Regions from separate parts of the Mus musculus genome. Here all the other regions are linked to region 1. Evidence: chromatin loops called from intact Hi-C (ENCODE). Cell type or tissue: left cerebral cortex. All regions are shown on one strand. Each heading gives the region's core, and the rest is flanking DNA. Links, peaks and the distances in the headings are about the cores only. Region 1 holds the start of Gm51877. Region 2 holds the start of Patz1 (POZ (BTB) and AT hook containing zinc finger 1). Region 3 holds the start of Drg1 (developmentally regulated GTP binding protein 1).

Evidence for each region. Hi-C counts contacts between places; a loop is a spot of excess contacts. Peaks named below come from ENCODE experiments on the same cell type or tissue, not always from the same donor. Only the 100,000 strongest peaks of a DNase experiment are listed, where the experiment ranks them.
Region 2: it touches region 1 in a loop (10-fold over the local background); 2 of 42 quality-filtered maps call a loop at or near these places.
Region 3: it touches region 1 in a loop (2.8-fold over the local background); 6 of 42 quality-filtered maps call a loop at or near these places.

Annotation. Positions count from the first base shown.
Region 1 is chr11:3,198,507-3,209,264 of GRCm38, reverse strand. Gm51877 reads left to right here and starts at 6,047. Exons shown (of 1, transcript XM_030246456.1): 1 at 6,047-7,721. The coding sequence starts at 6,047. The coding sequence ends at 7,120. It overlaps Eif4enif1 (eukaryotic translation initiation factor 4E nuclear import factor 1), which reads right to left and starts at 6,682. Exons shown (of 19, transcript NM_023743.2): 1 at 6,468-6,682; 2 at 5,515-5,635. The coding sequence starts at 5,607. It also overlaps a transcript of Sfi1 not described here. In left cerebral cortex, for the core only: no CTCF peak of the experiment used is centred there; a DNase peak (open chromatin) is centred at 6,074; H3K4me3 peaks cover 1,333 bases; H3K27ac peaks cover 258 bases.
Region 2 is chr11:3,284,958-3,295,715 of GRCm38, reverse strand. It overlaps Patz1 (POZ (BTB) and AT hook containing zinc finger 1), which reads right to left and starts at 5,259. Exons shown (of 4, transcript NM_019574.3): 1 at 3,832-5,259; 2 at 2,373-2,436. The coding sequence starts at 5,102. In left cerebral cortex, for the core only: a CTCF peak has its summit at 5,445; DNase peaks (open chromatin) are centred at 6,116, 6,479, 6,969, 8,397 and 7 more places; H3K4me3 peaks cover 5,197 bases; H3K27ac peaks cover 5,132 bases.
Region 3 is chr11:3,260,154-3,270,911 of GRCm38, reverse strand. It overlaps Drg1 (developmentally regulated GTP binding protein 1), which reads left to right and starts at 4,449. Exons shown (of 9, transcript NM_007879.2): 1 at 4,449-4,643; 2 at 6,022-6,145; 3 at 8,248-8,423. The coding sequence starts at 4,602. In left cerebral cortex, for the core only: a CTCF peak has its summit at 4,425; DNase peaks (open chromatin) are centred at 3,664, 4,445 and 5,054; H3K4me3 peaks cover 2,330 bases; H3K27ac peaks cover 1,442 bases.

The DNA.
Region 1 (10,758 bases), core at 1,082-9,081:
TTCAAATCCCAGCAACCACATGGTGGCTCACAACACACCCTCTTCTGGTGTGTCTGAAGTCAGCTACAGTGAACTTATGTATAATAATAAATAAATCTTTAAAAACAAACAAAACAAACACCTGGATGTTGGGATTAAAACTACATAGCTGGCAATTTCATTAAGCTTTAACATCAACTATTCCGTGAAAAGAAGCCCTTTATGGGTATTTTCAAATAAAACTTCTGATTTTGAATGAAGATGCCCGCCCACTGAAGCTGGGAATGCTTGCTCCTTCTGAGCATTTCATCAGAATGTGAGAACACTCTTCTCACACCTTACAGACTGTGGACCAAACCTCTGAATCATCCCATACATATGAGAGGATTTAGTCCTTGACTTTTCACTATTTGTACAGGTTGCTAAAACTTGACCAGGCAGAGAAACAAGCTACTAATTAACTCTCCAAACCACACACACACACACACACACACACACACAAGGAAGCTGTGTCAAGCTCCCTTAAAAATCTTGTCAAGCTTCCCAAAACAATCAATCTGGGAGATACTGACACACACTCTAGTAATCAGTGGAAAAGGAGACCATGAATAAGTCTGGATAGAAATCTAGAGCAACAAGCTCCTTACCCAAATATTTCTCTAAGAACCCCACAGGGAAGCAACATTAGCATCCTGACACTGTAAAACCACACGTGTGATAATGCATAAGGGGACAAAAGATGACTCTTTTTGTAAAATGAATTTCATTCTTTCTGTTGAGTCAGGGTCTCTATTACATAGCACTGTGAGATCTGGAACTCATTATGTAGACCAGGCTGGCTTCAAACTCATAGAGATCTACCAACCTCTGACTCTGGAGGACTGGGATTAAAGGCATGTGTGGGCTGGAGAGATGGTTCAGCGGTTAGGAGCAATAACTGCTCTTCTAAAGGTCCTGAGTTCAAATCCCAGCAAACCACATAACCATCTGTAATGATATCTGATGCTCTCTTCTGGGGTGTAGACAGCTACAGTGTACTCATATACATAAAATAAACAAGATATTAAAAAAAAAAAAAAAGAGGCATGTGCCACCACATACTGGCACTCATTTTGATTTTTTTTTTTTTTTAAAGATTTTAGCTGGGTGTGGTGGCGCACGCCTTTAATCCCAGCACTCGGGAGGCAGAGACAGACGGATTTCTGAGTTTGAGGCCAGCCTGGTCTACAAAGTGAGTTCCAGGACAATACAGAGAAACCCTGTCTCGAGAAACAAAACAAAACAAAAAAAAAGATTTATTTTACTATATCTAAGTACACTGTAGCTGTCTTCAGACACATCAGAAGAGGGCATTAGATTTCACTATAGATGGTTGTGAGCTACCATGTGGTTGCTGGGATTTGAACTCAGGACCTTTGGAAGAGCAGCCATTGCTCTTAACCGCTGAGCCACCTTCTCCAGCCTCTGATTTTGATTCTTAACAGTAACAAGTTCAGTATAAATAAGATGTTTTGCTTTTTTTTTTCTTTCTTTCAAGACAGGGTTTCCTGGTCTGCCTTTTTAAAAATCAAGACTTTAGTGCATCCAGTTCTAAGCACTCTAGAAGTGACCTATGTTCTCCCTAAAGCACGCCCTTGTCCTAACAATAGCCATTAGGTGGAGGCCCATCTCTGATCTCCTCTTCCAGTCCCTACTTTCCATGTGGCCATCAATATTGGGCTGGGCCCATCAGGCTTCTTATGGCAGTGGTCTGATACTTCACTGGAACTGATCTCAAAGATAACACAGCTTTAAAAATAGGGAATAATGGGGACTGGGAAGACAATTCAGTAGACAGGAGTACTTGCTCTGCAAACCCAAGGAGTTGAGTTTGAATCCCCTGGATTCAAAAATCAGAATATGGCTATACCCAGAATGGGGATGGAGAACAATGGATCCGATGAGCTCACTGGCCAGCCAGGCTTGTCAAAAAAATGAGCTTGTGATTCAGGGAAGGACTGTGCCTCAGGACAATAAAGCAGACAGCATATCCACACATGGGTGTCACTACCTACACACTCACACAGGTGCAACATACACACCCAACACACACAAAGACAGCAATGGGGTAAAAACACCTGTTTTAGCCAATCTGGCCAATGTCACTGATGAATGTAGCCAGCTACTAAAGGGGATGCTGGGAATAATTTGGTAGATGGTTAGCACCACACCGAGCCATACCCACCCACTCTAACCTAACAGACTTTTCTAGTGGAGAATGCATAGGAAACTGAAAATGCTACTAGAAAAACAACACCACCACCACCACCAACACCTAGTTTTCTTTTGTTCAAATTTTCCCCTCTGTGCACCTGGCCAATGCAATAAAAATAAACCTTGCCTTTTAGTCAAAATAACTGGTAAAAAACAATGTAAAACTACAGAACGGTAAGCAGGTCCAAGGAAACCCAACATTAAAGTTACTTTTAGGGCAATCTGCTTCCGAGTTAGACTGGAGATGGACAGTACAGCTTAGGGGAAGAGGGCACACCTAGTAGGCATTAAGCTATACAGGCTCCATGACAGACAAAAACAACAAAAGAAGGCGTTTACTTGCCTTGATTCTAAAGCTGGTATTAAAATGAGATCCGTCTTTGAGTAGGCCTGCTTAATGTATCATATAGTTCTTAGCAGAAATATGTACCAGACACTAGAGACCTGCACTTTCCCATTTACTCACCATAAAAGCCCCTAGAAGATCAGCAGTAGTATCTTCACTTTAGAGGAAAAGGATTAAGATTTTAAGATTAAGAGAAGCTTAAGTGACCAGGATGCACGCCTTCTATCCCAGCATGGGATGGCAAAGAGTTTGAGGTCAGCCTGGTCTATGGAACAAGTTCTAGGACAGCCAGGGCCAGAGGAACCTTGTTTCCAAAAAAAAGGGGGGGGGGGGGAAGAGGCTAAGTTTCAGACTGAAGGTCATTCCAGTGAATGGTAAAGTAGTAATCCAGTCCATGAGTGGCACTCAACACTCCTTAGCCTCTCCTCCCAAGCTGTATCACCCCTTTCTGAAGCTGTGCCACTAACTACCAGACTTGCTCCTGTCTAGCTGGACCACTGGGAACCCTCAGCAAACTCCCATATTCTTGGGCAGGTTATCCGTAAGCCTAGCATCCTTTTATAGCAACCTTTCTTGAATTAAAGGTCCCTCCTACAAATTTCTGTGTGCAATGACTGGCTTCTTATCTAGCTAAAGTTCCTATCATGATGGGCAAGTAGGAGAACACTCATGGGGGTCAAAGAACCTGAGTTCCAACTTTTAAAGGGGAGCTAGAACTGGAAAGGTAGGAAATGTCAGAACCCAGTACCTATGGCCTTGCCAGCTAGCTAAGAACTTCCAGTTACCTACGTACTGGACAGCTGACATATTAAGAATGGATAATGAGCCGGGTGTGGTGGCGCACCCCTTTAATCCCAGCACTAGGGAGGCAGAGGCAGGCAGATTTCTGAGTTCGAGGCCAGCCTGGTCTACAAAGTGAGTTCCAGGACAGCCAGGGCTACACAGAGAAACCCTGTCTCGAAAAACCAAAAAAAAAAAAAACAAAAACAAAAACAAAAACAAAACAAAACAAAAAAAGAATGGATAATGACTTTTTACATCCTAACTATGCCTTCCTCAAAACAGACATTCTTATTTTTATGCTAAATACATCACTGAAGTGTCACCTGTTAGAGGTTACCAAGCTTATGGACAGTACATATAAAATTGTCAAACATGATTTTTGTATAGTAAATTTATCAACCAATTCCCAACTTTTGCCTAGAATTTAAATCTTACTGTTTTCTGAGGCTTACTTCCCCCGTCCCCAACCTCCAAGACAGGTCTCATTATGTAGCCCTGGCTGTTCTGGAACTCAGTCTGCAGACCAGGCTGGCCTGGAACTCACAGACACCTGTCAAAAAGTAGTTGGAGCTGATGGCACTTGTTCCACTGTACACGCACCAAGTGCTTTACGTTTGTAAAATTTTACTCTTGTAAAGCACTTGGTAGATTAGAATACAGGAAGATTAAGGGTTCAAGGCCAGCTTCACCTCAGGTTTAAGGCCAGTGTCACCTCAAGTTTAAGGCCAGCTTGGGCTACATGAGAATCCTTCAAAAAAGCCAAGAACTAGGAAAGAGCTAGGAAATTTGAAATCAAATAAGCTTGCAAGTAGTTCAAAGCCATTCCCTTCATCTGATACATTCAGATTCACCTGTCAACGTTTTAGGCAATGAGTTTAAGTTGTGGAGTCCTTTTCAAGCATGAGAGCATCTACATTTGGAAGAGAAAGCCTAAATACATAGTTCAAAAGCTTTCTGACAAATGTTCATCTCAGCAATAAGCAGGCAGAGGCAGGTGGATGTCTGTGCGTTTAAAGCCAGCCTGATGGACGTTAGTGAATTCCAGAGCAGCTAGGGCTACACAGAGAGACCCTGACAACCAACATCCTATCACAACAGAACACACTAACACTATGATGGGAAAGCACTGAGTCAAGTACTCATGTTATAATTAAATATTCCCTCCAAGGCATACTTATTCATGCATTTATTTAACCATCCATTCTCTCTTTAATTCTGAAAATGGCTACCTGACACCACCTGACACTTTATACCAACTAGGGAAAAGTAAAGGCAGTAGCCTAGCTTTAGTAAGTGTCCCAGCAGGCCAGGGACAATAGGCCGTGCTGACGTTCATAATCGTGTTCATAGCAAGGAAATAAGGACACAACTAAAGCATAATGCCTGTCACAGCAGCTTCAAGACTTTCCCTTCAGGAGCACTTATATACTCTAGCCCGAGACATTTGAGAAAGTAGAACTAAGCTACCGTTCCCTGCAACTTGTTAATGTGTTGAGAAGCACTCAGCAGCCCATATGCCACAGATGTGTTCTCTTTACTGCCTATAACCGTGCTGTGCTTTCTAGTCAGAGAAGACAGTAAGACAACCAGTTTAAAAACAGCTGTAAACACCTCTAAATTCACACTCAGGCTGAAGCAAGCGGGTACCACATACAAACATATTTCCAGAAACTGTAATAGACAGGTAACCACTCTGTAATCTTCAGCAATGAAATATGAATGAATTCTTACTTTTGTGAGCTTATATCCAATTTATAAGAAGTTAAAAAAAAAAAAAAGGATTAAAAATCCAATTACTCCAGCCAGACTCCTCTTCTAGGGACTTGAACTTCTACGAAAACATCCATACAAAGACACCGATCCTGTGAAACATCCCAGAGCTGGAAACCTCACCTGATCCCTGCCAACCAATCACCCAACTGTTAAAGAACATCTGGGTACAAACACTTATCTACAAATTTCACACAGGATCTGAGACAACAGCCTTTCACCTAAAACCTACAGTTTAAACCCAGTAGTCACACTTAAAAATGACCAAATGCAGATGCTTTACAAAATTTATTTAGTCCCCAATGAGTCAGAGCAAAACTACCACTTTAGATAATTCCAATGAAATAGCTACACATTATTACTTCATGTGAAACAAAACTTACTTTCGTATAGCGATGGGGGGATTTGGAGGTGGGCAGTTTCTTCAGCTCAAGGAAAGCATCTCCATTTTCTGTTTCAGCCACACTTTTCTCCATGGCTTCTTGGTGTACAATATTTTTGCACCTGGAAAATAAAATTAGGCACAAAACTGTCAAACAGAACAATAAATATTCCAAAGCCTTAGCTGCTTCTCTGAAACTGGAACTTTGAGGGGAAAAAAGAAAAAAATCAAGATAGTTAAAAAAAAAAAATCCCAAAACTACGGTATGAACCAGAACTAAATTGGAAAGAGAACCACCTGAAGTATTCAGAGTACCCATAGCAAAGAAAAGCAGAAGTGGAAGGGGCCCAACTCAGGGTACAACCTTTAATTATCTTTAATACAAAGGGAAACCAAAATAGTCGCTGCCACCCACAAGAATCGACCTGGCGGCGGTGGTGGTGAAGTTTCCCGGAGTAGAGTAGAGGTAGGACTGGTTGGGCTGCCGATCCGGCAAGTCGGGCTGCTGGAAAGTGCCTGTCACTTGTCAATGGATGGCACCAGCTGCCCCTTATTACCCGAGCGAGAGGGGCTGGGGAACCGGCCGGAGAGCACCTCTCTCAGCCGGCCACACCTGTGGCCATGTGAGGGGCGTCCGCGGCGAGGGAGGGCCGGTGCGGGCCTCCTCTGGGAAACTCCACTCCTCCAACGAACCCCTGGCCCCTCACCCAGGCCCCGGGCTAGAGGCTCCTCCGGAAGAAGGGCAGGGACGGTACTCACGGAAGGAGGCGGGCCGCAGGGAGCAGGGACCAAGTCCACAGGTCGGCCGCCTAGAGCCGGCGCAGGCCCGCCTGCTGCCCGCCGGCCGCCCGCGCGCCTCGCGCCTCTGCCGCCCCCCGCGCGCGCCCTGCCGCCCGCGCTCCCGGGGTAGCGCGCAGTCCTCGCACGCAGGCCGGGGCCCCGCGCTTGCCGTACCCTTGCTGGGAGCGCCCGCCGCCGGGCGGCCCTGCGCCTCGGCCGCCGCGTCCCCCCGCGCCCGCTCCAGGCCCGGCGTCGCTGGCCGCGGCCTGCGCTTGCGCCCCCCTCCCCCCCACCCGCTCGGGCTGGCTCTCCTCAGCCGCCGTAACCGAGGCCCGGCCCTCCGGCGCGGCTCTCCCCCCCCCCCCCCGCCAAGCACCGCGGGGGACCCAGGCACCGCCCTCGCAGCGCGCAGGACCTGGGGTGTCCGCAGCGGTGCCTGGCAGAAAAGCTGCTTTGGGCGGCGCTGTCCGCCGCGCTGGGTTCCGCGTGGGCCGGATGGCGAGGCCACAATAGCCAAAAGGGCACGGCGGCTACGGGAAGGTGATCGCGACCGGTGCCGTGGGAGCCGGCGCCCGGGCTCAAAGGCGGCTGCTGTGGGCAACTCAAGGAAGGGCGCCGCGTTCCCACGCGTCATGAGGGGCGGAGCCAGCAGCGCGCTGTCCGGGACCCGCGCCACGCCGGCGCGAGCGGGGTGGTCTGGGTGGGTCTGTATTGTCCAGTTGCTAGCGGTCACCGGGCTGGGCCACTGCTGGTGTTTTTGCGACAGGGGTCAGTTAGGAGAACATTGTCGTGACCTGTTTGTTTTTTATTGGTGTGATCTAGGGTAAAGTTCTGAGCGGCCCGATTTTTCGCGCCTTTTTGTCTGCTAAAACTGTCCCTGAAGTTACTCTAAAGGGCATTAGTCATAAGAGATGGTGCATTGATAAGCAAGTTTGTCACAATTATCTGTGATCCCACGTGAAGGGAATTGACTAATTAGAGTAGCTTTCAATGAATAATCTGGAAGAGTAAAGTATCTGAGGGAAATAGAAAGCCTGGCTTTTGCCCGAGTGCCGAAACAAGTTGATGGAGGATACAGATTCGGATATAAGTGGATAATCCAAGAACTGCCGCTCTGGGAAGGTCACTTGTGAACAAGTCTGTAGGAGTATGCCAAGCTGTTGGGACTGCCCAGAATTGATATTTCTTTGTCGTGGAGGGATACTGTTTGTTTGTTTTGTTTCCTGTAAAGAACAGCGAGGCTGAACATGATGGTTTTAATTTTTCAGATCTTGAAACCGGGGAGTTGAAAGCCAGCAGGAGCAGTAGGGCATTTGAATATCGTTTATTTTACTTGAGAAAGCTACTTCCCATTCTTTCTTTGAGTTTTGGCAACAAAAGTAATTTTTCCCCTTTGTAATGACTTAATAAAGTCTTTTTTGCAAACTATCTTTTGTAACAGATTTACACTATGTAACCCTGGCGGGCTTCCCAAGTGCTGGAAATTACAGGCCTGTGCCTAAAGAATACAGACAACAGACATAGAAACATCTGCACTTAGGCCTGATTCTCTATTGTCATAGAGGCTGTGTAGAATTAGGAAATATATTGATCTTTAGCTTAGTTTAGGAGTTGGAAATAGCAGTACTGAAGATTAAATTTAGCAATGGGGGGGGGGAGTGAAGCCTTATATAATATGTATAAAGTTTCTTGAAAACATTTAATATGCAAAGACACATCGTAGGGAATCAACACTGACTGCTTTTCTTTTTTAAAGATTTATTTATTATATGTAAGTATGCTGTAGCTGTTTTCAGACACACCAGAAGAAGGCATCCTAGCTCATTACAGATGGTTATGAGCCACCTTGTGGTTGTGGATTTGAACTCGGGACTTCTTGAAGAGCAGTCATTGCTCTTTCTTTTTTTCTTTCTTTCTTTCTTTCTTTCTTTTTTTTTTTTTTTTTTTTTTTTTTTTTCGAGACAGGGTTTCTCTGTGTAGCCCTGGCTGTCCTGGAACTCACTCTGTAGACTAGGCTGGCCTCGAACTCAGAAATTCGCCTGCCTCTGCCTCTCAAGTACTGGGATTAAAGGCATGCACCACCATGCCCGGCCCACAGTCATTGCTCTTAACCGCTGAGCCAACTCTCCAGCTCAGACACCCCAGAAGAGGGCATCAGATCTCATTAAGAATGGTTGTGAGCCATCATATGGTTGCTGGGATTTGAACTCATGACCTTCAGAAAAGCAGTTGGTGCTCTTAACTGCTGAGCCATCTCTCCAGTCCGCTTTTCTTTTCTTTCTTTCTTTTTTTTTTTTTTTTTCGAGACAGGGTTTCTCTGTATAGCCCTGGCTGTCCTGGAACTCACTTTGTAGACCAGGCTGGCCTAGAACTCAGAAATCCACCTGCCTCTGCCTCCCGAGTGCTGGGATTAAAGGTGTGCGCCACCACGCCCGGCCGCTTTTATTTTCTTAAAAGCCATGTTTTCTAGGCTGGAAGTGTAGCTCAAGGATAAGAGTGCTTTCTTGATCTTTAGCACCATAGACAACAAAAACAACAGATTTTCTTTGGGATCTAGATTCTTAAAGCTGAGAGAAATAGGGCTAATCCTTTTGTTATGGAGTACAGAAGGTACCCACTCCCAGGGGCTGACTTAGAGACCTAGAGCCTAAGTCATACAGTAGTAGCAGTCAGGCCCAACTAATCTGTGCTAATGAAGTACTCTGGAACTGAACGAGTGAAATTTCTAGCCCAGAAAATTATTCTCTTGAAGTTGTCAGGGTCACTTAGTGAAATCTGAGTATATTTAACTACCCTAGATGTCAGTCTCATCTAGGCCTCATCTCATCAGAGGCCTGGACACAGGCATATCTGAGCTCCAGGATAGCATGGTCTACATCATGAATTCTAGGCCAGCCAGGGCTACATGGTTAGATCCTGTTCCCAAAAAAATGAGAGACAGGGCTGGTAGAAATGGCTCGGCAGTTCAGAGCACAGGCTGTTCTCGATGAGGATCCAGGTTTGATTCCCAGCATCTACATGATTCTGCATGGAACAACTGCAGTTCCGGGACAACCTTCTGGCCTTGGAAGGCACTAGACATGCATGTCTCACACTACCTCCATTTAGGTAAATCACTAATGCACATAAAATAAATCTTAAAAAATTAAAAATAAAAAGTAAAAATAGGTACTGAAGATAGAGCTCAGTGGTAGAGTACAAGCTTAGTGTACAAGGTCCTCAGATCCCTAGCGGCCACTGAAAAACAAAGAACAAGTCATACCCCAAACCAGAGGATTAAGCCAGTATTTTGCTCACAGATTTATAAATTGGGCAGGTAGAAACAGCTGTTCTCTGATTCATTGGTCACCTTAAGGGCCAGGAACTAAGACCCCTTAATAAGGGTCCTGCATGCACATTCTTGGGGGTGGGAGGTTCTGTCAGCAAGGGCTATGGAGCTTTGGAACATGTGTCCTTCCTTATTTTAATTTTTTTTATTTACATTTTTGGTTTTTTGAGACAGGGTTTCTCTGTGTAGCCCTGGCTGTCCTGGAAATCACTCTGTAGACCAGGCTGGCCTTGAACCCAGAAATCCACCTGTCTCTGCCTCTCAAGCGCTGGAATTAAAGGCATGCGCCACTCCTTTTTTATTTATTCTTTTTAAATATGTATGTTTGCATGTCTTGTGTGTTTGCATGTTCATGTCTGGTGCCCTCAGAGGTCAGAAGGTGACTCATCTGGAACTTGAGTTCCAGATGGAGTCAGCATGTGTGTGCTGGGAACTGTTTGTGAGTCCTCTGCAAGAACAGTGTAACTGCTGAGCTATCTTTTCCACCCCTACATGGCATGTTTATTATGTGTGTGCACCACATGTGTGCCTGGTGCCCTCAGAGGGTAGAGGAGGGTAGCAGATCCCCTGGAACTAGAATTACAGATGGATTTTGAGCCACCATGTGGGTAACTGGGAACTGAACTTGGGTCCTCTGGAAGAACAAGTGTTCTTAACTACTGAGCCATTTCTTCACTGTTGCAGGATATTTGATCACACTGTGAGCCTTGAGATGGGGTTATTTACTGGAAAAAAACAAGTTTTTAGTTGTGGTGTGACTCAGCCTTAGCACACACCTTTAATCCAAGAGCTTTTTGCTTGAATATTATAAATAGGATTAAATAAAATTAATCATTGGTCAAGAAGTGGAGCAAGCAACCAGTTGACAGGAAGTGAACATAGAATTATTAAGAAAAAAAGAGTAAGAGGTAGTCAGGAAGCGAGAGAGAGAGAGAAAGAGAGAGAGAGAGAGAGAGAGAGAGAGAGAGAGGGGGAGAGAGAGGGAGAGAGAGAGAGGTGGAGAGGGGTACAGGAGGTAGAAAGAAGAAGAAACATTGAATTTGAAGGAGGTTTGTTTTTTGTTTTTTGTTTTGTTTTGTTTTGTTTTGTTTTTTTGAGTTGGTATGAGAGAGAGGATTCCTGGTGGGAAGTATGCTG
Region 2 (10,758 bases), core at 1,005-9,004, 87 kb before region 1:
GCTTGTTAGACCAGGTAAGGGAGACTCAAGCCTGAAGCTCCCGGCTCCTTACCTTGCAAAGGCTTTTCTATCAGTCTGAGTAACTGGCCCCCTTTTATCCTCTATGGCAGAATGACAGCCAGCACACCCCTTGCTGGATCTTCTTTATAAGGCTCTGGCTACAGGGTCAGGTCTGTGAAATTGTGTGCTGAAGGGCAGAGGCAGGGCAGGAGCTGGCTCATACACCAAGGGACAATGGTGCCAGTTGTCACTGACAGACCAAGGACAAAACACACAAAGCCTCAAATGTTAGAATGAAAACTTTTATCATCGATCCTGATCTCCAGGCAGTCTGCAGGGGCTAAGGGACACACCAAGGGGCCCTGGGGGAGGGAGTGTCTACCTGCTCTGTCAGTCCCTAAAGCCATGTATCACAATACAATACTGGTTAGTTTAGTTCTGAGCAGACCCGCTTTAAAAAACCTCAGCCATGAGAACTCACTAGCCAGACCTGAAAGCAGGCCCTTGTGAGACATTAAGAGTTCAGCTGCACAGTTGAACCTAGTTGAAGCTGTACCGGAAGCTGTACCGGACCGGACACTTCTCTGGAAGTAGGGTGATTCCCCCTCCCGCCCAATTAAGAGGAGGGTGACTGGGAGCCCCAGTCAGTGTGAAAAGTGAGACCAGGGGAAGGGACACAGAAGCTGGGGCTTAACTCCCTAGAATTCCCAACTTCTAGATTCCCCAAAGTTGGCAGCCCTGTTGAGGTAGGGGAGGGGAGAGGAGAGCATTCAGAAAGGAACATGGCGCCTACAGGGGAGGGGCCTTCAGAAAGGTGGTCCTTCCTATCTCTACTTGAGAGCTTTGAGCTGGGAAAAATGTTAGGACATCTTGGAAGGATCTGAGAGTGCTGGGCAGGAACCATCTTGCTAGCTATCCTCTGCCAAAAGCAGGAGTCTCCAGCCAGCCATCATTGCCTCCACCTCTCCAGAGGGACCCAGGTTAGCCTACAGGCCACTGAGTAAAAGCCAGGCTGCCCTCAGGGGCTGTCCATCCCTGTCTCAGGTATCCTGGTGGGGCTGAGCAGAAGAGCGCATTGCTGGAGTGTGCTGGACTCAGGTTTTCAAGGGCTGGAAAGGACTTTTTTAGAGAAAGGGAAAAGGCGGTATCAGGAACTGAATGGGACGACCTCCACAAAGCAGGCTGGGCAAAGTCCCATGATGGCAGGTCGCTAGGAAGAGGTTCCAGGGGCGGCAGGCCGCTGCTGCTCCCAACCCACACCTGGAAAAAGGGCAGAGAGTGCAGGTTACCCCCCCAGGCCACCGGGCACACCCCCACTGCCCTCTGGGTTTCTCCTATCCTGTCTGGGGCTGCTCAGCACACTACCTGGGAGTCAGAATGTGCTCTGTGGCAACCAAAATCAGAGATGGAGCGGCAGAAAGCAGCAAGGCAAAGACAGATTCCAGCAGGCCTATCTGGAGTCAGCATCCTTGGGAGCGGCTGCCAGGCTCCCGGCTGAGCATCTGTGAGCAGCGAAGCCCTAGTCCTGGAAGCTCTGTGCTGCTGCACAAGGCCATTCCTCCCTATATTCTCCTGAACCCACCCGTGCCAGCAGGTTAGGAGAAGCAGGGATCCCCTGACAGAGGCTGTAGGATAGCTCATGTCACTGCTTTGACATCAGTTGAACGCACTTGCCACAGCAGAAGGGAGATAACCAAGAAGACAGTGGTGTACTTTGCATCACACTGAAAAAAAAATGCTCAGAGGCCAAGAAAGAAAACTCATTTTCTAGGTCCCAGCAGAGTCCCCAGAGAGTTCAAGCAGACAGGAGAAAATCCAGTCCAGCCTCCCCTACGTGATTCCACACTAGAAGAGAATGCCTTGCCTTGCCTTGCCTTGCCCTTGCTGTTTGTGTTGGGAGATGAGACCATCCTCTCCCTACCTACAGCCTCTTCTGCCACGCTTTCTCCACTGAAGGAACCCACAAGTTCCCACTCGGCTCAAACCAGAGGAAGGGTTATTGGCTGGGCCACCGGAAGCCCTTTTGAAACCCCTACAGTTCATACAAATTACTGGGAACCAGCAGCCAGGCCCAGCTAGGTGTCAGATCCACCATGAAAACACTTGTGTAGTGTGGCCCACCAGCCAATGCCCAAAAATGCCAGGACAGGAAAGCTAAGCAACAGAAAGGAGGGAAAGGCTGTGGAGACGAAACAAGTGAACAAAGAGTCTCATAGCCCTGGGGAAACAGAGGAAGCTGGGTATAGAACAAAGGAGGCCAGAGAAAGGACAGGGCGACCAGGGGTGGGGGGTGGGGTGCAAAGCAGTGCTCAGGCCAAGGCTGGAGGACAGCAGCATCTTTCCACCCAACTGTTCCCTGGCCCAGTCCCTACCTGACACTTGTGAGGTCGCTCAGAAGTGTGCACCTGCTTGATATGTCCATTCAAGTGATCTGGCCTGGAAAAGAGATCAACAGACTTTAAAAACAAGACATCAAAAGAGATGGGCCAAACTTGGCCAGCCTCCCTCCACCACCACCACCCCAGGGAGAACTCCACCCCAGCAAGACAAAGACAAAGTCACCACCCAGCTCTAGCTCCAGGGGCCCAAGCATCTCAGCCACACACCCGCCTTGGGAGGGGAGCAAATGTTTCCCTCTGATCTAACTAACCCACCCCCCACATCCCCCCTCCTCCGCAGAAATTCAAGGATTCCTAGGACCTGAGGCAGCAGCTTTAGAATGACACGGGGATGCCTTGCCCAGCCTTTCAGGGAGGGGTGGGTGTGGGACTCATTGTCCAGACTAAAGCCCCTTAGAAGCACTGCGTTCCCCTCCCCCCAGCCTCTCCCGCCACAGCAGCCAATGGCCACAGCAGCCAATGAATGCCACCCGGATGGAATTCAGTCCCCAGAGGCCAGGGATGGAGCTTTAAGTCCCCAGCTGGACTGGCAAGCCAGATGCCCGCCAGAGCAGGTGGGCAGGGGCTGTCTGACCGGTAAGACTGGTTCCTACTTGGGGCCTCTCTGGGGGAATTCTGTCTCTAAGCTCTCACACATACTGAAAATCCTTGGGATTTCAGTTAAAATCAGCCTTTTATTCAATATTCTCAAACTGGGAGAAAAACAAAAACAAAACCAGCCCTCTGCTCCCAGGCAAGTCTTCAGTTCCCAAGAAGGCTCTCTGAAAGTTGAAAAGAAGGTCTGTCCTGAGAACAAACAGACGACCTGTGGGTCCACTGGATTCTGAAGCCACCACGTCAGAGCGCATCAGATTCCAGTATTACTACTGCAAAACAGCCCTGCGTAGCCGGCTTTTATGTCTCTCAAACCTAGGGTCACATGAGGGGCAAAGCTGGAACCTACTGCTGCAGGCCAGCCTGTTCAAACTGGTGGAGGATCTAGGCCTCGGGAGTGTAAGGAGTCCTAGACACACTTGTTCAGTTCTTCCCTCCGAAGCCATTCAGGCGGGGAAAGTCGAGGGAGGAGCCCAGCCTCCCGCCCCCAGAGGGGGCCCCACGCCTGGTGCCGGAAACACAAAGGGAACCAGGGGAGAAGAATGGGGAGGCCCAATGGCTCTGGCCTAAGGAATCCGGCCCCTTCCTACAAGGCCCCTGGGAGGGTGAAGCTAGTAAGCACCCTGGTGCCAGAGAACTTGCCTGAAGGCATAGATGCAGCTCTTGGCCACACCATCAAAGTTGGAGATCTTAAAACATTTAAACATGTTATGTTCTATTAAGGTCCAGTGACCCTCTACCCCCACAAGATCCACATCCCCAGATCCTGGGAAGGATCTGTCTCGAGACAGAACTAAGATAATACACAGCAGGGAGTGGGGGAGGGTGCCATCCTCACCTGGAGAAACCTTTCCCACAGCTCTGGCAGATGTACGGTTTGCCCACTGACCCATCATGGGACCTCACATGGTACGACATTCGGTCTTTTCTCTTGAACCGCAGACCACACACCGGGCACGAGTACGGCTTCTCCCCCGAGTGGGAAAGCTTATGCCGGTTGAGATGGTATACGTCACGAAAGATCTTGCCACAGATCTCACAAGCCACTTGCTTCCTGGTCCGGCTCCTTTTTCTGGGGCCATCGGGGTCCTCGGAGATGGGTAACCCATTCTCACCCAGCCTTGGAGGAGGAAGATCGATATAGCCCAACTGGAGGCTTGTGACGCCGTGCTGGGCCTCATGTTGCCGGAGCCGGTTGGCGTCAGTGAACACCTTCCCGCACAGGCCACATGGAAGGATGCCTGCTTCCCTCAAGCCCCCTGGAGACCCAAACATGGAGTCCAGCAGGTTGGCCTTCCTGGGGCGTCCCCGGCCTCGCTTGCTAGTTAGTGGAGGTGCACTGGATGCCACATTAGGGAACGGAGAAGTCAGTAGTTGGGGGGATAGGGGTCCAGCCACCATGGGCAATCTGTCCACCCCGGGTAACACAGGCAGAGAAGCTTGGCCCGCAATAGCAGCACCTGTGGCCCTGGCAGCCTCCTCCTCGGGCTGCATACTGCCAGCAATACCGTTACTGTTGGCTGCCATGGCTGCCCCGTTGGTCATGTCCAAAGGGAAGCCCAAGTCAGAAGTCCCAGGTGGGCGAAAGAGCATGATATCAGCCCGGGCAGGGGGCACGAGGATCTGCACGTTGGACTGTTTGATTACTTCCTGGCAGATCTCGATGACCGACCTCATCAGCAGGAACTTGGCGGCCGTCATGAGCTCGGGGAAGCTCTCTAGGCGCACAACGATTCGGGACGTATAAGCGAAGTCCAGGATGTCTCCGAACACTTTGGAACTGATGGTGTGCATCTCCAGTTCGCGGCTGCCTCCAGCTCCGCCGCCTGGAGCCGCCGCCGCGCCTCCCACATCAGCAGGACCACCATCTGCAGCTCCGCCGTCGCCTAACTGGGCGCTGAACACAGACTCAAAGTACTCGCTGCAGGCAGCCAGTACGGCGCGGTGCGCTGGGAAGCTCTCGTCGCCTACTCGTAGGAGCACGTCGCAAAAGCGCCCGCCGTTTTTGCGTTGTTGGTTCAGGTTGTGCAGCATCTCCGTACTGTGTCTGCTCACCTGGTAGGTGTAGCAGCCCGACGGACCGCAAGAAGCGTCGTTGACCCGCTCCATGGTCGCTGCCCCTTCCCCACTCGCCGGGCCGGGCACCCGCCAGTCCCTGGTCCCTTCCCTTAGGCAGCGAGACGCCTTTTGCAGCGGACCACTCACACTCCCCGCACGTGCGGCCCAGGGCTCGGTAGTACTCTCAGGTGCGCCCAGCGCACACGCCCCCTGCTCTAATAAAAAGGGCTAGACCCAGCGGGGCACTGCCCCCCACATTGCCGCCCTTAACCTCCGCCGGACCCGCGTAGCACTCCCTCTCCGCCTGCCCGCCTCCCTCTCTAGGTCTACCTTCCAGGGGTAAACGAGCGAAGAGGTGCGCCCCTCCTGCAAACGCAGCTGCCACCTCCCCTCCCGCCCGCCAGGCGGCGCCGGCGCGCGGCCAAAAGGCGCGCGCGCGCGCGCGGGGAGGAGGAGGGGTCCGCCGCGCAAGCGCAAGCGCGCGCTCCGAGGCTTTTCCCGGGCCCACTGGGGGCGCGCGCTGCGTCCCCTGCAAAGCGCGAGCCGGGGTGGGGGCGCCGGAGCAAAGGAAACAAAAGGCGAAGGCGAAGGCGGCGGTCCGCGCGCACAGGGGCGGTGGCGTAGGCCGAGTCTTGGAGCCCGGCGAAGGCGGCGGCCGAAGCGAGCGGGTGGCAGTAGCAGGGTGGGCCCTTTCCCAAGCCAGGCACGAGTGGCGGCGGCGCTGCGGCCCCAGGCTCCGTGCGTTCGGAACGGAGGAAAGATGGCAGCGGCTGCACTTCCTCTTGCACTTTCACCCCTGGGGGGAGGAGAAGGAGGGGGCGATACCAACAACACCCCCCCCCCCAGCTTGCAGAAAGAAAAAAAAGCAGCGAGCTCGGCGTGGGGGGTCTCGGTCGCCCCGACTCAGCACGTGCGCATCCGGCTCCCTAGCTTGGGCCGCCTAGCGCTGCAAACTTTCCACTTTCTTTGTGCCGAACGCCCCCCCCCCTCACCCAGCGGAGGATGCACGTCCCCCATTCCCTATTTATACAACCCCCCCCCCTGCAGCTCCGCTCCGCTCGCTTCCTGCCCCCACTCCCCAGCTCCGCCAATGCTAGCGCAGCCTGATCCTCCGCCTCCCCACCCCGCCCGCGGGGCCCGGGGCTGCAGCCTCAACCACCCCCCACACACCACCACCCCCCCCCCGACCCCGGCCAATACGATCTGAGCGCCGAGCCAGCAAACCAGCTACAGCCGCCCCTCCGCTGCCCGCCCAGAGTGTAGGCGAGCGTGCGGGATGGGCAGCCAGAGCCTGTGGATCTGAGCCCCCCAGCCTACCTTGCGCACCCGCAGGTCGGACGGGCATCAGCACCCTGCCTAGTTCTCCTTTGATGGCCGAAATCCCTAGAAGTCGGCTGAGACCTCCCGCTCTGCTGCCCTAGGAAGGAGACGGGATCCCGATCCGACGCAGGCGGAACCTTCTGCCTGCCTCACACTGACCGAGGCAAATGCCCGGCACGCCTGGATAACTAGAGATAGGTCGTTTTCCCCACCCACAGCTACTTGGGCTTTGTGCCCCAGGGAGCGTGAAGTCACAAGCCAGCTCAGAGAAGGGACAGTATGATGGCGATGGACAAAATCAACGACCCCTGCATGTCCCAGCAGTTTTGTAAGAAAACTAGGGAATCCAGAGATCAAGAAGCCCCCTCGATCTTCCCCAAGCCAGAAGCTTGCTTATTAGCCCTTGCCGCCCGGCAAAATGCCGGCCACTTTGACCACGGACCGTGCGGCCAGGCTAGAGCGCATTGTCCCTAAGACGCCTGAGGATGCTATTAGGCGAGGGTTGCACACAGGTTCGTCTGCTTGGGCTGTCGCTGAGCTATTGGTATCAGAGACTGTAGGCAAAGCACGTGTACTGGCGCGAAGTTCCCACAGTTGCGAGAGGAGCGAAGCACGTATTCCAAACTTTGCACGGCTCCAAACTGAGCGCTTCCATTAAATGTAGCGGTGTGTGTGGAAAAGCATTCTGGGTATTACCATGCAAATGAACGGGACCAGCTTTCATCTCGGCTTGGGGTTCCCACCAGCGTGCGCCTAGCCTGTTACTCATCTCACTGAGGCTTTTCGGCATGGCACTGTAAAGAGGACCCTAGTTCAAATCCTAGACCTGAGCGCTCTCGTTATGTCTCGGTGCCAGTTACTTGGCTTCTGTGAGCCAGTTTTGTAACCTGTGCCCCGGACAAAGTTGAGAATTCACCCTCCTCAGACAGTTACACTCCAGATTTCCTGAATAAAATGAGGAATGAGGCTTGAGGAAAATTCCCTTACCCTAAAGAAAGACCTGTCCCCTTAAGCCCAAATCCTGTGTTAGAGCAATCTAAATACTGCTTTTAATTTCTCGGTCACAGTATTTTGGAGGGAGATTCTGGGAACTAGAAATTCTTGTGTTCAACTGTGCTATTGAGGGTTCTAAGGTAGATCATTTACCTAGTGTGTGCCAGGCTCCTGTTTTTTCCCCAGGGCTGTGGAGCAGAAAGAGGAAGTCTGCTTACTCAGTCCCCAGTGTACTTATCTCCATTTCCCCAGGTTAGAGAAAATGGAAAAGCGCAAGGCCACAAACACTAGGAGAGTCAGGAATCAATCCAGGTGTGTGTCTCCTCTGCGGGGATCCGAAGGTCATTAGTAGCCTCAGACACTGTATCACGATAGGCTGTTTAGAAAACTGGATGCTACATCTAGAGGGTTCACCTTGTAAAGGGGAGCTCACAAGGCTCCTCACCTACAGTGCTCCGAGGAAAGCAAGGGACACACATTAGCCCCATTTTGTAAATGCTGATGCTGGAGTAAGCCTAGTGAATCAGGGCCCCCCACCTTGGAGAAGAAGCAGGTGATAATACCAGCGTTGATCCCAGCCCATAGCTTTATCCTGCATGTCACATTGGTGCAATTGATTATACAGGGGCCAGAGTTTTTCCATACCCCTGTTTTTCATCATGCCCGTCTCTTGGGCCCACAGGCACCTATTCTGTAACTTTAGGCTTTCAGACGTGTTTATAAAATTTCAATACTTGTCACACACACATAGCCACGCGAGCGCCAAAGAATGAGCAAGCTGAAACTCAGTGGTGTTAAAAATGGGTCCAAGATGACACAAAGGAGTCCAAACTAGAACCTCCAATCTTTAAAGCTGTCCTACCTGAGCATTCACCAACGGGCTTAACAAGCCTGGCTAAGAGAACTATATTCATGATCTTTTCCCCTCCACATCTGTCAACAGAGCCTACTGCCTCGTTCCCAGTTTCTAGGCTACACCTTGACGAGAAACAAAGCTCACAATCCCTGAGTCTGCGTCCTGCTGCTGGTCTGTTGGACATTTTTCAGTTGCCATGGAAACTGTGTACCTCAGTCTTGGCTCGGAACCAGATGGTTAGCAAACTGAAGAGCATCGTTGTCTCTCTGGCTAAGAGAAGGTGTCAAGGTCATTCATTCATTCATTCATTAGATTGGTATTGATTGAGCACCTACTAAGCTCCAGGCTTTCTTTGTTTTGTTTTGTGGGTGGTTTAGATGCTAGAGAGGATACAGTAGTAAACAAACTAGACATCAGACCTTGCCAGCAATAATTCCGAAGCCCAGAGAGACAGACCGACAAGACAAAAAATAAAGACACACACAAAAAAATTCTTCTCCCCGTGTCTCTGGCCAATCCAAGTTCCCCTTCCCGTGGAGCCCCTCTTCTGGACCATCCTTGACAAAAGCCCACCTGAAGCTCCCTCAGCTTTTACAGCTTCCTTTCTCTTGTTAATTATTTTTCCTGATTGTAAAAACCATAGGAATTTTAGAACATATATGGAAACAACAAGAAAAATTAAATAAAAGCCGGGCGGTGGTGGCACACGCCTTTAATCCCAGCACTTGGGAGGCAGAGGCAGGCAGATTTCTGAGTTTGAGGCCAGCCTGGTCTACAGAGTGAGTTCCAGGACAGCCAGGGCTACACAGAGAAACCCTGTCTTGGAAAAAAAAAAAGAAAAGAAAAATTAAATAAGAGCCTGTGATTTCACCACCAAGAGTTAAGTGCTACAAACATTTCCTTTGATGCTTTTCTGTACCTGTACTAGTTATTTCTCTCTCTCTCTCTCTCTCCCTCTCTCTCTCTTTCCTCCCTCCTCCAAAACAAATGATCAACTGAAGAAAATTCACTATATATTATAGATAAATAATATCTTTAATAATAATAAAATATAATATGAAAATAGTTCTTGGATGTGTGTGAGTATGTGTATGTGTGTGTGTGAGTGTGTGTGTGTGTGTGTGTGTGTGTAAGTGTGTGTGTGTGTAGGACAACTTGCAGAAATCGGTTCTCTCTTTGTACCATGTGAGTCCCTGAAACTGAGCTCAGGTCATCATGCTTTAAGGCAGGTACCTTGCTGGGTTAGCCGTCTCACTGGGCCTTCATCTGTTTGGTCTGTGGCTTTTGTCTTTTGCATGTGGAGTACTTGTATATGCATGTTTTGCCATGTGAAGCTGCTTAGATGTGAGGGTTTGAATACACTCATTTGCACAAGCACGTGGAGGTGCAAGGTTGGTGTTGGGAGTTGTTCTGCCACCTCATTCATGTGCAGGGCCTGTCACTTAAACCCAGTACTCATCAGCATGACCAGTATGGCTAGCAGGCTGGATCTGAGCACCCTGACTCTGCTTTTCAAGGTTGGAATTTACAGATAAACCATTAAATGGATTTTGAGGGATCCAAACTCTGGTCTCTACACTTCCTAGACTTTGGTTTCTTTTTTGAGTCAGGCTTTGAACTCATGACTCTACTGCCTTTGTCTACATAGCCTTTGCAAGAGTAACCACTACAGAGTCATCTTTCCAGCACAAACTGTGTGTGTGTATGTGTGTATGTATACAACATGCCACATCCTGGGATTTACATATACAACATGCCACATCCCTGAATTTACAAGCCTGCGTCACTGTGTCCTGCTTGTACGTTTCTTCTTGGTTGTGAGCCTAACCTTTAATGGCTGAGCCATCTCTCCAGCCCTTGTACATTTCTTCTTAATGCACACCCTTATTATCTCCATTACCCAGCTCCATGTATTGCACATAGAAGATTCTCATAACTATTTGTTGAATAAACGAAAAATACCATTTTGAGGGAGTAATGGTGTGGCACAGAAGTTGAATTGTTTGCCTAGCATATGCAGAGCTCTGGGTTCAACCCTGATTAAAAAAAAAATCGTTCTCAGCTTTCAAACTACCAAATATTTTCCTTGACATAAACAGGAAGGACTGTGTGTTTACAGACACTGTGACTCAAAGGGTGAGTTGGTGCCGCTCTGCAGAGAGGTTCCGCAGTCTATTTTAAAGCCTTGGAAATGCATCTAGCCATTGATCCAGTGACTTCATTTGTTGGTATCAGGTACAGTCAATGTGTTGTGTGCTGAGAGTTGGGCCCGGGTGTTTTCAGGGCATCAGGGTTGTACCTCAGATTAGGTGAGGGTGCACTTGCCCAGCAAAGGGCAAGGCCCTGAGTCATTTCCAGGGCCAGAACAGAAAAGGCTTGTTGGGAGCTGTGCTTGGTGGTACATACCTGTAATTGAACTTGTAGGCATGAAGATGCCACTTAGGGGTTAGAGGGCAACTTGGAGATGCAGTCAAGTCTAATGTGGAGTTCAGGTCCTTAAGCCAGTAAAGTGCTTTGAACTGCTCAGTTGTCCTGCCT
Region 3 (10,758 bases), core at 1,029-9,028, 62 kb before region 1:
ACCTCACCATGCACCTTACCCCTCAAAGACAAGCAGATGGTTCATTTGATAAAAGTGCTTTCTGCTGAAATCTGATGACATGAGTCCATCCTGGGTCTCACAGTGGAAGGAGAAAGAGTTGTCCTCTGATGTTCATCTTTGTACACACACACACACACACACACACACACACACACGAGAGACAGAGACAGAGAGACAGAGACAGAAAGAGAGAGAATTATTTAACGTTTATTTAATTTTATGCTTATGAATAGTTTGCCTGTGTATATCTCTGTACCTCATTTGTGCCTGATCTTCTCAGAGGCCAGAAGAGAACATTGGGCAGACCCCCCTGGCACTGGAGTTGGATTACAGATGGTTATGAGATGGTTCTTGGTTCTGGGAATCAAATTAGGATCCCCTACCATAGCTGCATGTGCTAGTAACTGCTGAACCATTGTTCCACCACACTAGATACTCCTGGCCCATCTTTTATAACAACAACAACAACAACAACATGATGTGCCATTGGGGAAGCAAAAGCCAGAGCCCCTACCCAGGAACTGCCAAGGAACACTTAAAAACTGTGAAGCATTAACCAGATAGATGCGATGAAGTATCCTGGTCAGAGAATGTGTTGTTGAGCACAAAACCAAGCCTGGACTACTTAGAAGATCTTGTCTCACAAAACCAAGCAAAACCCAAACCCAAGAACTACTCAAGACACCTTATACATCTAAAAAAAAAAAAAAGTCCAAAACCAAAAACCAACCAACCAAACAAACAAAAAAACCTAACAACTGTAGTTAGTTTCTAACAGTTAAAATCTCCTGGTAAGATGGCTGGTGGTGGTGCACACCTTTAATATCAGCACTCAGGAGGCAGAGAGGCAAGAGGGTCTCTGAGTTCGAGGCCAGTCTGGTGTATACAGAGTGAGTTCCAGGAAAGCTATACCCTTTTTGGAATGTTGGTCCTTTCCACCTCAGCCCCCAATCTCCTCGAAAGAAATGAGGCTTCTTTATTTTTCTGTTTTGTTTGTTTGTCTTTTTGGGACAGGGTTTCTCTGTGTAGCCCTGGCTGTCCTGGAACTCACTTTGTAGACCAGGCTGGCCTTGAACTCAGAAATCCACCTGCCTCTGCTTCCCAAGTGCTGGGATTAAAGGCATGTGCCACCACCGCCCGGCTTGTTTGTTTTTTGATGAGGTCAAATATAACATGGGCACCCTGCCAGCTCCTGATTCTCCTGCCTCCACCTCCCAAATACAGCTATGTCACCACATCTGACATTAGTATTTTATTTGAGGCAATCTGTCTTGGAACTCAACATGTAGCCCAGGCTACCTCCAATCCCACAACATCTGTCTGACTCCAAAGCTGAAGTTCAGGTGTGAGCTACCACACTGAGCGTCACACGTTTATTCTTGTTCTATGGCAACAGGATCTCCCTGTAACAAGTGGCTGACGCTGACTGGACCTAGGTTATGGCTGTAAAGAGCTGAATTTGCAGGTCCTATGGAGAGATTTGTTAAGGAGAACCCCCTTGCAGAGGTGACGCTTTGTTGCTGTCCCATATTCCATGAGCACCCTGGTTGGAAGGGCTGCTGATTTGATTTTATCTGTCTTTTAAGACTGATCTTTGATCACTCCCCTTTCCAGCTGGGCTTCCTGCCTCTTCTTCCCTTCTCCATTACTAATGGCGCTGGATCAAGTTACCTCATTATTCCTTAATTTATTTATGAAAAGGCTGAGGTTAAAGAAAAGAAGCAAAGCCCAGGTCCTTCAGGAACTTTCTGTAAAAGCGTTTGTTTCCCTTTCCCTCCCTACAACTAGATACAATTTCTCACTGTTACCCCTGGCAAGCTGGAATAGTTTTTATTTACAAACTTATATAAATAAACCCTTCTCTGGGTGGGGCAGAGGCCATCTGTATGGGTAAGCCTCTTCTGTCCATTCCCAGTGGATTAATCTATCAACACAAACTCACTTATACACAGCAAGCTTCTTTCAGAGAGCAAAACAGTGCTGGGCATGCTGACTACCTTTCCATAAAACACTTGAAGAAGAGAAGTCTTTTTAAAAAAGGTTTATTTATTACCAGGCAGTGGTAGCTCACGCCTTTAGTCCCAGCATTTGGGAGGCAGAGGCAGGTGAATTTCTGAGTTCAAGGCCAGCCTGATCTACAGAGTGAGTTCCAGGACAGCCAGGGCTACACAGAGAAACCCTGTCTCGAAAAAAACAAAACAAAACAAAACAAAAGGTTTATTTATTATATACACAGAGTTCTGCCTGCATATAAGAAGAGGGCACCAGATCTCATTATAGATGGTTGTTATCCACCATGTAGTTGCTGGGAATTGAACTCAGGACCTCTGGAAGATCAGTCAGTGACCTCAACCTCTGAATCATCTCTTCAGCCCAGGAGAAGTCTTTTTAAATTTTATCACTACACAGTAATTATGGGTGCATCAATCTTATATAAAATGGAAACACAGAAATATATGTGAGCCAGCGAGATGGCTCTGTGTGTAAAGGTGCCTCCTGACAAGCCTGAGGATCCAGCTTTGATCCCTGGGGTTCATACTGTCTTCTGATCTCCATATGAGCAACAGACCTCCAGAGTCAGGGAGTGTGGAGGGGGTTGTTAGAGAGATGGCTCAGCAATCAAGAGCACTGCCTGTTCTCCCAGAGAACCCAAGTTCAATTCCTATCACCCACATGGCAGCTCACATCGATCTCACACCAATGCACATAAATTATATTTGTATATATAATTTATACATAGAAAATATCCATAATTTTATGCATATAAATTATACATACCCTAAATAAAATGTATAATTTGTAAAAATTTAATGAGAAAGTAGAACCAATAGTAATAAGCTAAAAAAAAAAAAAAATCAGAAAACAGAGTATCCTAGCACTCAGGACTAAAGAGGCAGGCAAGATCTCTGAGTTCAAGGCCAGTCTGGTTTACAGAGTGAGTTCAGGATAGCCAGGGCTACACAGAGACTTGTCTAGAAAGAACAAAAACAAAAACTCAAAAGTAAAAGGTGGAGTGGTGATATACTCCTTCAACCTCAGCACTGAGTCAGTGGATCTGGGGGAGTTCCAAGCCAGCCTGGTCTACATAATTAATTTTAGATCATTCAAAGTTACACAGTTAGATAAAAGAAAGTATGCACCCGTGTCCAAAGCCCAATTAAACAATTACACAAAGCAAATGGTCGGTCCCTCTATGTCCCTCATCATCAGACCCATAAACAATTCTCCCCTCAGGGTTCAGGGGGATCCTCCCGATCTAAGTGTCATGAGTGAGTCCTCGGCATTACAGGAAAAACCTTCCTATGGGAACCATTCTTTTACCTCCCTTTTTCTTTTTTTCCCTTTTTTATTTTATTTTTTTCCCAGTTTTTCGAGATAGCTTTCTCTGCCTTGACTGTCCTGGAACTTGCTCTGAAGACCAGGCTGGCCTGGAACTGAACTCAGAGATCTACCTGTTTCTGCTTCCTGAGTACTGGGATCAAAGGCGTGCGCCTCTATCATCTGGTTTATCTACATTTCCTAGAATGTACTTTCTGGCATGGTGTGTGGTAGTCGAGGGTTGCCTTGAACACAGGAGATCCTTGGTCTCAGCACCACCAGGAGACACACTCCGGTACTTTTTTTTTTTTTTTTTTTTGAGACAGGGTTTCTCTGTATAGCCCTGGCTGTCCTAGAACTCACTCTGTAGAGCAGGCTGGCCTCGAAGTCAGAAATCCGCCTGCCTCCCAAGTGCTGGGATTAAAGGTGGGTACCACTACCCTATGCCTCTCTAAGTGTATTTCTAACAAACAGCCTAGAGAGTATAATGATAAAAGGCACAGTTCTATTTGTCCATCTGACAAATTCGGGACTCACTTCCAGTCACACTACGCTTTAGTGGCTGTAACCTTATTTTACACAATAAAAATGCTTTTATATTTATTTATGCATTCCCTTCTAATTTGTGCTAACATAATTTCCAACTTTTCAACATGATAGCTTCTCCAAGTAATGGCTCTCTCTGGAAGAGCTCATTCGATCCACTAACTGTGGCTCGTTGAGTGCCACACTCCTTCTTTAGGGTTCCTGGTAAACAAAGGATCCCTCAAAAATTGTGCCCCCCACCCCTCTGAGTCTCTCTACAACCCCCCACCCCTCTGAGTCTCTCTACAACCCAGGAAGCCGAGGTCTGTCCTGATGAAGAAAGGGAGCTTCCAAGTATCTGCGCGCACTCTGATGGTCGCCGGGTTTAGGTGCACGCTGGGCACGGGAGTCGAAGGGGCGAGCGCAGGTCCGGCGGGGTGGGGCCGAGCTGCGCGCGACCCTCGGCGCGCTCCGGGAAGTTGGCCCGAGCGACCGCTCTGGTCACCTCACTGCGGGCTCTATGACACCGCGCTGGCTGGCGGGACAGGGAGGAGTCGGCGGAGAAGGCGGAGACCGCCCATCTCCGAGAGCGTCGGCGCGGACTTCTCGCGGAACCGTGTCGCGAGCTTAGCAGATCCCGCGCTTGCGCGCTGCAGTGGTGGCCAGAGGCGCGGCGGGCGCGAGAAGGGGGACCTAACCAGTGTGGAGGCTGGTGTGGCCTTAAGCCCTCCGCCACCATGAGCGGGACCTTAGCGAAGATCGCGGAGATCGAAGCCGAGGTAAAAGGCGCAGCCGGCGCTTCTCTCCTGGCCCTTCTGCGGCGCTGCGGCTCCTCCGGTGTTGCGTCCGCGGCGTCAGGGCCTGGCTTCCACCCCTGTGCCACCAGCTGCCATCGCCCCCGTAGTCTAAACCTGCGCTGCCGCAGCCCCGTCCCCATGCAGCCCCTTCCCTCAGTTCCTCGGGCCTGGGCTTCTCAGCTCCCATCCGCCAGCTCCGTCTCTGCGCAACCTCCCACATCCCACACCCAGCACTTGCTCCGGTTTTCGGCGCATGTCTCGACATTATTTCTGTTTTTCTTGCTTTTTTCTCTGAGCCACACGACTTCTATATCCCAGACTCCGTGATCCGATCACGGGCTTTGAGGTCTTGTCCCGTTATTCCTTGCCCACTTGCCACTCACTGGTGGTCCCCTTTTACACGCCGTTGGTTGTGACGGTAAGATCTGGGAGTAAGTAGATTGTACCTGGATGGCGCGTCATCCCTGAGACCTTCAGGGCTTTTTAAAGTCCGTAATGTGACACCCTTCTTTTAGATTGGGTACCGTAGAAACGAATCAGCAGATGCATTTTAATTCCCTCTGTGGATAGAAATTCGAATGACCGTGGGTCCTTTCACGTTGGGTCTCGTTTGTTTCTTTTGTGGTGAAGAGAATGAACTGGAGAGGGGAGAGGGAATTCAGTTTATTTTTATGTTTCTGTGTGTGTGTGTTCAGCATTACTTAGGGGAATCGTTCTGTTCAGTCATGGTTTCTGGGATTGAGTTTAGGTCTTCCAAGTTTGGCAGCAAGTGCACTTGAGTGTGTCTATCTGGCCCTGGATTTTTTCCCTCTCTCCCTCCCTCTACCTCTCTCCTTTGTTTGGAGACAGGGTCTTGCTACATACTTCTGGATGTCAGGGATCCCATTGTGTAGATCACGCTGGCCTTGAACTCAGACAGATCTGCCTCTGCCTCCAGAGTGCTGACATTAGCCAGGCTTGGTTTTTCTTTTTAAAAAATACTTAGTTGCCTGTATCCTCTTCAGTCTGCAGTTTGCTGGATGCTCGTGAATATGAGCCATTTGGTCTTCCCCTGAAGCAGTATTTCAATAGACAGTTTGTTCACCTTCACCTCTATTGTGGGCGTCTAAGGATAAAAAATAATTCTTAGGTGGAGCTCAGGAGGCCGAGGCCAGTGGTACACTAATGAATTCAATGCCAACCTGGTTTACATAATAAGTTGTAGTACAGTTAGGACCACATAAAGAGACCCTGTGTTAAGAAAAATTAAAATGGTTACACTGACATTAGAAAGCCAAAACATATTCTCAGCTTCTGGGAGCATTCAGGACTTTTCCCCTGGAACGCTGCAGAGTTTATGGCTGTGATTCTTCCCTGATAGATGGCTCGGACTCAGAAGAACAAAGCCACAGCTCATCACCTTGGCCTGCTTAAGGCTCGCCTTGCTAAACTTCGAAGAGAACTCATCACTCCTAAAGGTGGCGGCGGCGGGGGGCCAGGAGAAGGTTTGTAGTTCCATGTAATATGTGTGAATATATAATATGTGTGTGTAAAATAATACAAATATCTAATGTGTGTATGTGTGTTATATATTCATATGCCCATAGACAATTTTTTTTTTGTTTGTGTACTTCTTATCCTGGAACTTAACTATAAAGTCTAGGCTAGCAGTGAACTCCACAGAGTCCATTTGCTCCCCAAGTGCTGGGCTTAAAAGTGCACACCACTGTGTCTGGCTTCCAAGAATGCATTTCTGTGTGTTTATGTGCATAGGAAGACCAGTCCTTTTTTTTTTTTTTAAATTGAGATAGGGTCTTACTTATCCTGAAACTCATCAGTTCAACTAGACTGGCGATCCATCAGTCTCTGGAGACCTGCCTATAATGCAGCAATGGGATCACGGGTGTGTGCTGCTGCTACAGGGCTTTTTTTACCTGTGGGTGTTGGGAATCCACAATTAGGTCCTCATGTTGTGTGGCAGGCACACTGATTACTGAGCCATCTCCTAGCCCAATTTTTTGTTTTTGTTTTTGTCTTTTGAGACAGTGTTTCTCTGTGTAGCCCTGGCTGTCCTGGAACTCACTCTGTAGACCAGGCTAGCCTCCAACTCAGATCTGCCTGCCTCTGCCTCCTAAGTGCTGGGATTAAAGGCGTGCGCCACCACATTAGGTGTAATTAATGTTTTGAGTTGGGTGGTGGTGGCTGGTAGTGAGAACTAGAGGGTAGAGGAAGAAGCCTGATATCAACTTCCAGTTTATGCATGCCCACTCAAACACACAATCTCAAAAGCTATGCACATACAGTACTCCGGAATGAGGCTGGCGGATTGCAAATTCCAGTCTTCCAAACTAGCCTAGGCTATGTAAGTATATCCCATTTCAAAAAATCTGGTCACACCATTCCCAGGGATCGGATAAAATCCAAACCAGAGATAAACACAGAGCCTCAAATCTGTATCTTGTTTTTTGTGGTTCTGTTTTGTTTGAGACACTCTCACTGTATAGACTAGGCTGACCTTAAACTCTCACAGTGCCATCTGCCTCTGCCTACAGAATGCTGGGATTAAAGGTGTATACCTCTAATTCTGGCTTTATTTTTTTGATATTGTTAATATTTTAAATTTATGTGTGGGCCAGGGATAGTGGTATATGCCTTTGATCCCAGCATGTAGGGGGCAGGACAGCCAGAGCTACATAGCTACCCTAACTCAAAAGAAATAATTAAAACAAAACAAAACAAAACAAAATAAAATAAATGTGTGAATATGTGGTTACTAATTGTATGTGCACCAGTGCTTTCAGAGCCCAGAAGGAGTAAAATCCCTTGGAACTGCATGTGTAGCTGCGCATGCTAAGAAATAAGCATGCATGCTTTGTGAAGAGCCATCTCCAACCCCTATGCTATTTTGTGTATGTGTTTTGCCTGTGTGTATCTTTGTATCACCTATGAAGCACCCCTGGAGGCCAGAAGAGCATACTGTATCCCTCAGGGACCCTGAGACTGCAGTTAGAGAAGCTTGCTAGCTGTGATGTGAGTGCTAGGGATTGAGTCTCGTCCTCTGCAAGAGCAATCAGTGCTCCAGCCCCAGGGTTTTATGTTTTTGAGAAAGGATCTTAGTCCAAGCTGGCCCCTAAATTTCTGCTTCCTCTGCTTTTTACCTTCCAAGTGCTGTGACTACAGGCTTGCTCTACTATGCCTCATAACCTTCAGCCCCTCCTCTTTCTCCTCCTTACTTCTCTTTCCTTTTCTCTTCTTTCTTTTTTTTTTTTTTTTTTTTTGAGATTGGTTTCTCTGTATCCCTGGCTGTTCTGAGATCCATCTGCCTCTGTCTCCTGAGTGCTGGGGCAAAGGCATATGTTGCCACTGCCTGGCAGATGAATTCTTTTGTAATCTTTGGGCCTTAAATATTATGCAAAATTGTTATAAATAAAGTGATAAAGGATTTCTTTGTTTTAGTACTGCATTACTATTGAATTGTGAATTTCATGCTTGAGCTGTATTTTAGAAGTTAGAAAACCAGACCAACAACAATATGAAAAGAATTAGGTGAAGTGTACTATACCCAAGGATAACATTTGTGTTTTTGATGTTTCTTACTGTTTTATAGGTTTTGATGTGGCCAAGACAGGTGATGCTCGAATTGGGTTTGTGGGTTTTCCATCTGTGGGGAAATCAACTCTGCTAAGTAACTTAGCAGGAGTGTATTCTGAAGTGGCAGCCTATGAATTCACTACATTGACCACAGTGCCTGGTGTCATCAGATATAAAGGTGCCAAGATCCAGGTGAGTAACATTTTTCAGGCCAAGAAAGGGAAGAAACCCATTGTTTTCATTCATTTAGGAAGTGCTTTATTAATAGCCCACAGTATGTCGGGACTGTCTTTTTATTTAGTAGGCCCTTCATCTCTTTAAGAGTTACTATACTTGCCAGGTGTGGTGGCGCACGCCTTTAATCCCAGCACTTGGGAGGCAGAGGCAGGCGGATTTCTGAGTTCGAGGTCAGCCTGGTCTACAGAGTGAGTTCCAGGATAGCCAGAGCTACACAGAGAAACCCTGTGGGAAAAAAAAAAGTTACTACACTTAACAAGAAAGTTATTAGAGTGAAATAGGACCCATGAAAATATATGAAAAAAAGGGTCTGCTTTTTGATCTGACATTGAGGGAAGATCATCTGAGACGGGGCTTTATATGCACAAAATGACTTGCAGAATTGAGTCTTTTTTAAGAAAAGGTCTTTTAAAAAAATTCTATTATTTATCTTTATTTTATGTTCATTGGTGTTTTGCCTGAAGTTATATCTGTGTGAAGCTGTAAGATCCCCTGGAAGAACAGCCAGTGTTCTTTAACTGCTGAGCTATTTCTCCAGCCCAAGAAAAGGTCTTATTATATAGTAAAGGTTAGCCTTGAACTCCCAGGTTTGTCCTTGCTGCAGCCTGTGAAGTACTAGAGTTAGAGGTGTGCTGACACTACACTTGGGTTGGCAGTGTCTTGACGTTAGTGTGTGTCATATCATAGTTTCTGTTGCTTGGATGGAACACCATAACCAGTTGGAGAGGAAAAGCATTTACTAGGTTTACACTTCCACATTGTAGCCCATCACTGAAGGAGGTCATGGGTGGGTACTGCTCACTAGCTCACTCTCCATGGTTTGCTCAGCCTGGTTGCTTTTTTATTTTAAATTATTTTAATTTTATTTACATGGGCATTTTGGCTGCATGTATGTCCGTGAGGTAGTTGGATCCCCTAGAACAGGAGTTATAGACAGTTGTGAGCTTTCATGTGGGTGTTGGTTAGAGTAGCCAGATGAGCCATCTCTCCAGCTTTCCAGCCTGCTTTCTTAGAAGCTAGGACCACCAGACCAGCTCCTTCATCAGTCACTAAGAAAATGCCTTACAGTTGGATCTTTGGAGGCATTTCCTTGACTGGGGTTTCTTCCTTTCAGATAATTCTAGGTTGTGTCCAGTTGGCCTAAGACTAGGCAGCACAACCAGAAAAGTGAAAATACATTCAATGTGGCTATCATGTGCTTTTTGTTTCGTTTTGTTTTTTTTTAAAAAGTTTTATTTTTATGTAGCTGTCTTCAGACACACCAGAAGAGGGCATCAGATCTCATTACAGATGGTTGTGAGCCACCATGTGGTTGCTGGGAATTGAACTCAGGACCTCTGGAAGAGCAGTCAGTGCTCTTCACCGCTGAGCCATCTCTCCAGCCCTACCACATGCTTTTTTTTTGTTTGTTTGTTTTTCGAGACAGGGTTTCTCTTTGTAGTCCTGGCTGTCCTGGAATTCTTTCTGTAGACCAGGCTGGCCTTGAACTCAGAAATCCGCCTGCCTCTGCCTCCCGAGTGCTGGGATTAAAGGCGTGCGCCACCACTGCCCAGCTCAGAACTCATGTTTTTGCTAGCCCTGGGAATTCCCACCCCACCACCCTGAGGTTATTGCAAGAGCTTTTGTTCTTGCTTCACTGTGGATTCTGGGGATCTGAACTCAAGTTCTCCTGTCTTTCTGTTTTTGAGACAGATTCTTTCTATGTAGCTCAACTGGCCTTGAGTTTGAGATTCTGCCTTTTCATCTGTTGTGGGAGCTACATCTGGCTTGATGTTAGTTTCTGTGAGTTTATTAAGATGGTATTTGCAGGGCTTCTGTGTTTCCTTTTCAAAGTCAGTAGATGTTTCAGGAGAGATACTTTGAAAAAGATCTGCATTCTAATTCTCAAGGTTTAATTTTATTATTAGATTTATTTATGTGTGTATTTTCTCACATGTGTGCCTGTGTACCACTTGAGTCACAAGAGGGTGTTGTGACCCCCTGGAAATGGAGTTACAGATGATTGTGAGCCACCTTTTGAGTGGTGAAAACTGAAGGAACCATGTCTTCTCAAAGAGCAAGTTCTCAGTGCTGTGCCATCTCTCCACCTGCTTAAGCTCTGTACTGTTACAATGTTCATATATGTGTTTCAGAATCCAGCATGTTCCTTAAATGTTCTTTACTCCTTTCTGTCCTAACTGTAGCTCTCAGTGCTTTTGTTCAGTACTTGTGTTAACTGGATTTCTAATGAAGAGCTGCCCTTCACCCATTTATTCAAGAATTTATATAAATGTTGGGTTGTGGATATTTT